2 separate regions of the Homo sapiens genome follow, and region 1 is linked to region 2. Evidence: chromatin contacts called from ENCODE Hi-C or POLR2A ChIA-PET data. All regions are on one chromosome and are shown on one strand. The core of a region is the stretch at or near the end of the contact, and the rest is flanking DNA. Distances in the headings are between cores, read along the strand shown. Region 1 has its middle 63 kb from the start of KLHDC4. Region 2 overlaps JPH3 (junctophilin 3).

Region 1 (3,566 bases), core at 464-2,963, 66 kb after region 2:
GGAGGTTGGAGGGCAGAGGGGAGGAGGTTGCAGGGCAGAGGGAGGAGGTTGGAGGGCGGAGGGAGGAGGTTGGAGGGTGGAGGGAGGAGGTTGGAGGGCGGAGGGAGGAAGCTGGAGGGCGGAAGGAGTCAGTCAACTCAGGCACCTGGTTGGCTTCTCTCGCGCCCAGGCCGCGTGTCAGGTGAGGCAGTCGGTACGCAGAAACTGAGGAAGCGACTGTCCCCAGGTGCCAAGGAGGTTGCTGGCTCAGCCTTCAAAACAAGCAAGGAAGAGTGCAGCTGCATTTGTTGAAAAAAAGCCAGGCTGTATTTTCACCATGTGCCCCCTGCCTTGAAAATGAACTACGGAATGCACAGCGCGTGGGGGGTGGGTGCTGGAAAGGGACAGAACAAGGGTCCGTGGCAACCACAAAGCACCTGCAGGCCAGCGCTTCCCGATGAGCAGAGGCGGGGGCTGGCACCTGGCGCTGGCTGCAGACGGGAAGTCAACGCCACCAAAGCAGAGGACCTCAGCCACCCAGGTTAGCAAGAGGGTAGCAGGGCGCTCAGGAACAGGTGAAGCCATACTGTGGAGAGAAGCTGAATGCTCCTCCCAAGCTTCAGCCCACCCATTAGGAACAAATGCTCTTTAAGTCTGTTTCTTCATGAAACCCAAAGTGGAAGTGCCTGAGCTGTGAATGCGGCCACAGCGTTCATGCCAGCTTGTTCCCAAGCCTAGGAGAAGCAAGCAGCCCCGTGACGGGCACAGGCCACAGTGTGGGCGTGAGCTCACCCCATGTGTAGCCGGGTGCTGGGCCCAGGCCGCTGGGTTTCTGGGGTCGGCAGAGTGGGCCAGGCAACAACCTCACATGCCTACCTCACTGCCACTCGTCCGCCTCGTCCACTCCTGGCATTTGGGATAAACATCCTGTCTCAGACACACCCTTCTCGTGCGCCCATGCCACCTGCTCAGGCCTATGCCGCCCGCCCGTCCTCCCAAGCGTGCACACCCGTCCGCCATCCTTCTCCCGTCTGTGCCCCATGGGACAGAGGCCTCCAGCTGCACCACCACTGCTCGTTAACAGCTGCCATCCACACCGAGGAAGCCTCTTCGAGCCCAGGGAGTGGAGGATGGGGCTCTGCTGTGCACGTGCTCCCTCGGGCCCTCCCAGCAGTGGTAGATGGGGCTCTGCTCTGTCCTTCTTGGTCATCTTCCTGGGCCTGCAACAAAGCTCAGCCCAGCAGCCAGGCAGCTCCTTACAGAGGCTAACGCCGGGTCTGGTCCCTGGTGACCCCAGGCTGCTGTGAGAACTTGTGACCCCCGAGATCAGAACAGCCTTCGGGTCCCAGAGCTTCCCGCATGATCGTGTGTGGAACAGACCGGGAGATTCCAGCAGATATGGGTTCAACGTTGACCACCAACCTTGACAACCCAAGGGCTGCCTCCCCTGACCATGACAGCCAACTCCTCCTCCACAGTGGCTCTGCCAGGCGCCGAGTCCATAAAGGGCAGCCACTGTTTGGCAAGGAGGGCCGGTCTGCCGGGGGCTCCCAGGCCCTGGGGTCAGGCTGAGAGAGGAAGATGGGTGTGAGGGTGCAGGGGCAGGGGGGCGGGCCCTGCAGGGCAGTGCCTGGCCCGTCCTGCACCCCCAGCCTGGGAACCCCCGGCTTTCTCGCTTGGGCCTCTGGGGAGCCCGCGTCCCCAAATGTAGCCACATCAGAGCACACTTCTCCGGCAGCAACTTCCCAGGCATGTCCGTGGCCTCCTCGGGGGCAGGCGCCCCCTCCTGGACGCTGAGCTGACCTCTCTAGCAGGACTCTGCTCATCTGCACCATTTGCCATTTCCACAGAAACCCTGTCCCCAGAGCCCGGCGGAGAAAAAAACCACAGGGGCCTCTCTGCTCAGGGGAGCCACGCGGAAGAGGCACCCTCGCTCCAGCTGCCAAAGCAACTGAGCCTGCTGCAAACATCTCTGTGAACTCGGACAGGAAACAGTGTTAACCTGTGTTTCCTTCCAAGTCGGCCCTGGCGCATGTGAACTGCTTGCTAATACTGTGTACAATCACGCCGTGCAATGACAGAGAGAACTTTTCTTATTGATGAAGTGGTTTAAAAAGTTACCCTGAGCCTTTTTTCTTTGCTTTTAAGCTGGAAAGATAGCTTGATTACTTATGAAATGAAAAAAAGTTTTCCTAAATGAATGTAACAGTTTAAATCATACTGTTACGAAAACAACACTGTCAAGATTAAAAAGAAATTCTGCTCCTTTTAGTAATAAACAATGTCGTGTGACACTTTGGAACGCTTCTCTCGTTACAAACCAGCGTCTTTACTGAAGGTCCTTCCGCTGCAGAGCTGCGCAATGGATGTGTGGACAGAGCTAGTCGGCACGTGGAGGCTCTCCTGGTTTTCGAGCAGGAAACGTGCTGTGAGCAGGAATCGCGAGTGAGTTCCATGGCGTCCCCGGGTCAGCGCGCGTGCAGGAATCGCGAGTGAGTTCCATGGCGTCCCCGGGTCAGCGCGCGTGGGGTCCTGTCTCGCTGGCTCACCACTGGTGGCCAGGGCATGTCTCCCCCAGCCCTGAGTCTCCGCAGTGGTGACCAGGGCATGTCTCCCCCAGCCCTGAGTCTCCCGGCAGTGGAGGCAGCGTGGGCACAGGGTTTGTCACAGCCTGTAAGTGAATGGAGGACACAAAAATAACCAGAGAGGCAGGCTCTGCCCTCCGGGAGTGCACAGGCGGTTTTTAAAATGTGTGCGTTCATGTAATTAAACGTCTCCGTTTGTTTCTCAGGGAGTGGTTACTCAATTTCTTCCCAGCCAGAGCTTTGTAAACCTGCGCTTCTCACCCCTCAGTGAAGCCTGAGTCCAGCCTCTAAAGGTGGGTCCCCTGGGTGGGCTGCAGCCAGTGGGGGCTTGGAAGGGCTCTGAAGGTTGAGACAAGGAAAACGGGCGTGAGCTGGACTCAGGGAAGCCGGGTCACCGTGGTACCTGCACTGTGGCCCTTGGCCATGACAGTGTGTCAGCTTCCGGCAGGGACTGCTTGTGTGCCTCGGGACACCAGTGACCAGGTGTGGCCAGGCCCCAGATGGCATTGCTGCAGCTCTCTCGTGAAAGAGTAATGGAGGTGACTGCAACCTGCGCCGGGAGCCATCTGGGCTATGAAAACGAGACTGGCCTCCAGCGCCCCCGGCCTCCACACAACACTCTTACACTGCCCAGGAGAGCAGCGGTCACTAGCAAGTTCCTTCCATGCACAAAGGCAGGCAGGCTGAGGCCGTGATCACAGCTAGAGCTCGGCTCCTTTTCCTTCCGGGCTGGGGAACCACCATCCCCCGCTCCTTCTGGAGGAAGGCTGACTCTTCTCTGATGGAAACCATCAAGCACACGGCGCCGCCACCTCACTCCAACACCCGAGTGCCACGTCCAGCGCGGGGTCTCGCCTCGTCACCTGAACGACACGTGGAAGGAGGCGCCTGTGGAGAGCCCTGGGGAGGGTCCTGAACGTCACGGGGAAGGAGGCGCCTGGGGAGGGTCCTGAACCACACGGGGAAGGAGGCGCCTGGGGAGGGCCCTGGGGAGGGTCTTGA
Region 2 (3,829 bases), core at 177-2,676:
GGGCAGGGCTGTGGCCATGAGCTCAGGTCTTTAGTGGGCTCCTTGCTCCTCCCAGCAAAGCGTTCACCTTGCCCCACCCTGGGACCTCTCAGGTGCTCTTTGGAGGTGTTGACCTGGGGCATCTGTCCATGGCCCTGAGGAGGTGGAGCACCTGGTGAGGGCTGCGCTCTCTCCAGCTGGGACCCCGGGCTCCGAAACTAAAGTTTTGGGAAGAGTGTCAGCTGACGGGTGGGGCTTCAGAGGAGGAAAAGAAACAAGGGTGTGAGATGTGCAGGCCCTGGTGAGAGACAGGCAGCAGCAAGAGCCTGCCAGCCATACTTACCCACAAGGCCGGCTGAGGGGCTGTGCTGGCCCAGGGCTCTGGCTTTCGGACCCAGACAATGCTGCTGACCAAGCAGGCCAGGCGCTGAGTGACTGTCCCAGCGGATCTCCGAGCAGGGTCCCTTGAGCATTAGGAATGCAGCTTCTCAGGCCATGCCAGCCTGGCAGAACAGGAAGGGAGGGGTACAGCCCTGTGGGGACGCAGCTGTGGCTCGAGTGACACCTGCTGGCGGCCTCATCTCATCCGCTCTCTGCGAGTCTGTGGTGGTTCTAGTCGGCGTTTCACGGGCAAGGTTTAGGGGGTTTGTTCCTCAGCTGGGGTCCACCCACGTCTTCCGACTTCCTCTCTCAGTGTTTGGGCCATCGGTGGGTGAGGTGGCTGCAGCAGAGCCGGGGGCTCCTGTGTGCGGAGGCAGCACCGACATCCACTGCAGCCACACCCTCCTGAGAGGGTCTGGAAGGAAGCAGGGCACCCTGCGAACCCACCTTCCTCTGGGGTGTCTTCCGGGGCCCCAGGGCCAGGGCAACTGGAGCAGACAGGACATTATCTAGCTCTGGGGGCCGTGCTGACCGAGCCAGACCCTCGCGGCGGCCCACAGAGATGGGCAGCTTGCGGGGCAGCTTTGTCCCCCCGACACTGGGTCCTGTCTTCATGCACACAAGCCGCCTGTTCTGCAGGTGACCAGTTAGGTTCGATGGGACAGGCTTTGGGAATCAGCGGCTTGGGTTTGCCCCCCACAGCCTTGGATCTTGACCTTGGGAGAGGCCTCCACCACGTGCCCTGGGGTGGGGTGGGGGCGGGGGCGTCCTGCATCTGCGCCGTTCAGCTCAGTTGCCCTCAGCCGCGGTTGGCCGCCAAGCACTAGGGTGTTGCTGGCACAGCCAAGGAACTGAGCCCAGACTTTTTGTTTACTTAATCAAGCATAAATGCAAAGGGCTGGGGGTGGCCGAGCTGATGGTGCAGGCGTGTGCGCTCAATAGCTCCGTCACAGTGGCTGTCGCTTTATTGAGCAACCGAGGGAGCGAGGGAGAGGAGCAACTGCGGCGAGCGTGGAGGCCCAGCCCGCAGAGCTCCCGTCTGGGGGAAGCCCTGTCCCTCACTGCCTGTTCCCGGCGCTTTGGTGCCCTCTGCTGTGGGGTGATGAGGTCAGGCTACGCAGGCAGTCACGGCAGAACTGAAGGCCGTGTGCTTTCGTGTAGCCAAACCCCTTTTCTTACTGATATCAGTTATAAAATCAGAGCTATGTTCCCACCAGGGGCAAAAATCCAACACCGTGCAGTTGCAAACACGGGGCAGGAAAGACTCCGGCGACCCTCATTACACTGTGCCGGGAGGCATGGCCAGAGCTCCGTCAGTTCATGCGTCGCTTAAACCTAGAGGTGGGTGCGATTGTCACCCTATCTTACAGGTGTGGAAACTAACTCAGCTCCGAGATGTGACTGACCTTCCCCGGCCATAGTACGCGCAGCGCAGTGGGGCCTGGACGCGGCTGCCTGGTTTCAGGTCCACACGCTCCCCAGCACTGCCGGCCAGGCTCCAGCATGACGGGGGTCAGGCCTCCACAAGGCCCTGTCGGCCACGGGAGTTTGCTGCGAGATCCTGGGTCCCTGACTGTGTTCTCAAAGCCCCTAGGATTTGACCAGCCGTTCTTTTATCTTAGGAGTCGGAAATCTTACATCTGTATTTTTATTTCGCTGTGCTTCCGCCCCCTGCTCTGCTACCCTCACCTCACTACGTTGTTTTATTGGCATAGTATAAAATTCACATTTTACAATATGCAATTCAGTGGCACTAGCACATTCACGGGGTTCTGATCATCAGCTCTATCAGGTTGCAGGCCACTTTCATCACCCCAAAACCCCAGCCCTGTGAGCAGCCATTCCTGCTCCTCCCCGGCCATCATCCGTCTGTCTCTGGATTTACCTGTTCATGTTATGGGGGAGAGAGAGAGAGAGAGAGAGTGTGTGTGTTTGTGTGTGTGTGTGTGTGTGTTTTAAATGAAGGCTTGTGGTACGGGGTCTGTTCTCATTTTGCGCCGGTGTTGGGCCTGAAGTGTGTCCTGTGTGCATGTCTCTGACCCCCGGAGTCATGGGACCCAGTCACGTGCTGCGCTGACGTGGAGTCCGAAGTTGTAAAGACAAAGCTGGGTGAGACCCTAGTGACTCACAGGCCCTTCTGCTCTCCTTTCCAGATCTGGGACTTTCTCGGGGACAACCCTGGGATAACAGCCACCACTGGAGTCTATGCTTGAAGGCCATTCCGCCTCGTGGTGCCCTGGGCGAATGTCGAGGGAAAGCAGACTCCCTGTGCCCCCGGGGTTGGCTTCTTGCTCAAGGATTCCAGATGCTGGCCTCCTGGGTGGTGTTCCCATGCCGAGCTCCAGTTGGGGGTGTGACCAGCACCCCGTGCGGGGGCTGCTGGTGTTCTGTGTTGTCAGAGCAGTGCTGTTTTGTGTTTTTCTTTAAAAAAAAAATTTTTTTTTGAGATGGGGTTTCACTCTTGTTGCCCAGACTGGAGTGCAGTGGCACAATCTTGGCTCACTGCAGCAGCCTCTGCCTCCTGGGTTCAAGCAATTCTCCTGCCTCTGCCTCCCCAGTAGCTGGGACTACAGGTGCCCGCCACCATGCCCTGCTAATTTTTATAGTTTTAGTGAAGATGAGGTTTCACCATATTGGCCAGGCTGGTCTCGAACTCCTGACCTCAGGTGATCTACCTGCCTGGCCTCCCAAAGTGCTGAGATTATAGGCATGAGCCACCACACCCGGCCTCCTTTTAAAATTTTAATTTTTAATGAGATGGGGTCTCACTATGTTGCCCAGGCTGGCTTTGAACTCCTGGCCTCAAATGATTCTCCTGTCTCAGCTGTGTTTTGTGTTTGCTCCAGCCCTTTGCTGGTGAACAGACACGTTCACTGGACACCTAAGTGCCTGGACCGTGGAGCACAGGGTGGGGGTGCTGTTCATGGCCGGAACGCCAGAGGCTACTGGGGAGACACAGGAGCGACCACCATGATCCACAGACCAGGACTGTACAGAGCACTTGAAGGGGCGGCCTCAAGAATTGTGCCGGAACAGTGAACATGAGGGCTCCTGGCTCCCCTCTGAGGACAAGGGTTAGGTAGGAGGGGACAGGGGCAGGGCTGAGGTGGGTCGGCTTGGTTCATGGCAGGGCTTGGGGAGTGAGGAGAGTGAGGAGTACCGGGACCCGGGGTCCCTGCTCTGCTCACCTGCTGAGAATGAGCCAGTGTTGGCCTCTGGTCTCCATGTCTGTAGAGAGGCTTCTCTGCTTCCCCTCCTGTAGAATGGGAACGACAACATCCAGCCATAGAGTGCTGAGAATTCAGGGACAGGACACAGCGAAGGTGCCCCAGTCCCCCTTCCTGACCCCAGCCTGGCGTCACCCTCTATCCAAGGGAAGAAGCAGGGATCTGCCTACGAATCTCTCAGGATGTGAAGTGTGGCCCCCAGCCTGGTGCCTTTGCAGTGGGCCCAGGACGGAGGGTAGCCT

The links. A loop is a pair of places that touch in the nucleus more often than their neighbours do. ChIA-PET counts read pairs that join two places held with the same protein, here RNA polymerase II (POLR2A). Pooled maps may share reads with other maps.
Region 1: a loop to region 2 is called in a map of B cell, with 13 times the contacts of the local background. The contact joins two enhancer-like sites. A Hi-C loop is called at or near these places in 2 of 168 maps with a recorded cell type or tissue (B cell and endothelial cell of hepatic sinusoid), 3 of 37 single-sample maps with no recorded cell type and 6 of 50 pooled maps. POLR2A ChIA-PET finds 5 or more read pairs at or near these places in 3 of 52 experiments (B cell, activated B cell and activated CD4-positive, alpha-beta T cell).

The regions. Positions count from the first base shown.
Region 1 is chr16:87,700,783-87,704,348 of GRCh38, forward strand. It overlaps a transcript of KLHDC4 not described here. Among named protein-coding and RNA genes, the nearest start is that of KLHDC4, 63 kb to the right of the region's middle. RefSeq lists enhancers at 929-978, 1,709-1,958, 1,994-3,193 and a silencer at 1,529-1,588. Within about 2 kb of position 1,714, at least 6 of the 41 ENCODE cell types and tissues checked have a DNase peak (open chromatin) inside an H3K27ac peak, as active enhancers do.
Region 2 is chr16:87,635,130-87,638,958 of GRCh38, forward strand. All of the region lies in intron 1 of JPH3 (junctophilin 3), which reads left to right. Among named protein-coding and RNA genes, the nearest start is that of JPH3, 35 kb to the left of the region's middle. RefSeq lists an enhancer at 589-768. Within about 2 kb of position 1,427, at least 5 of the 41 ENCODE cell types and tissues checked have a DNase peak (open chromatin) inside an H3K27ac peak, as active enhancers do.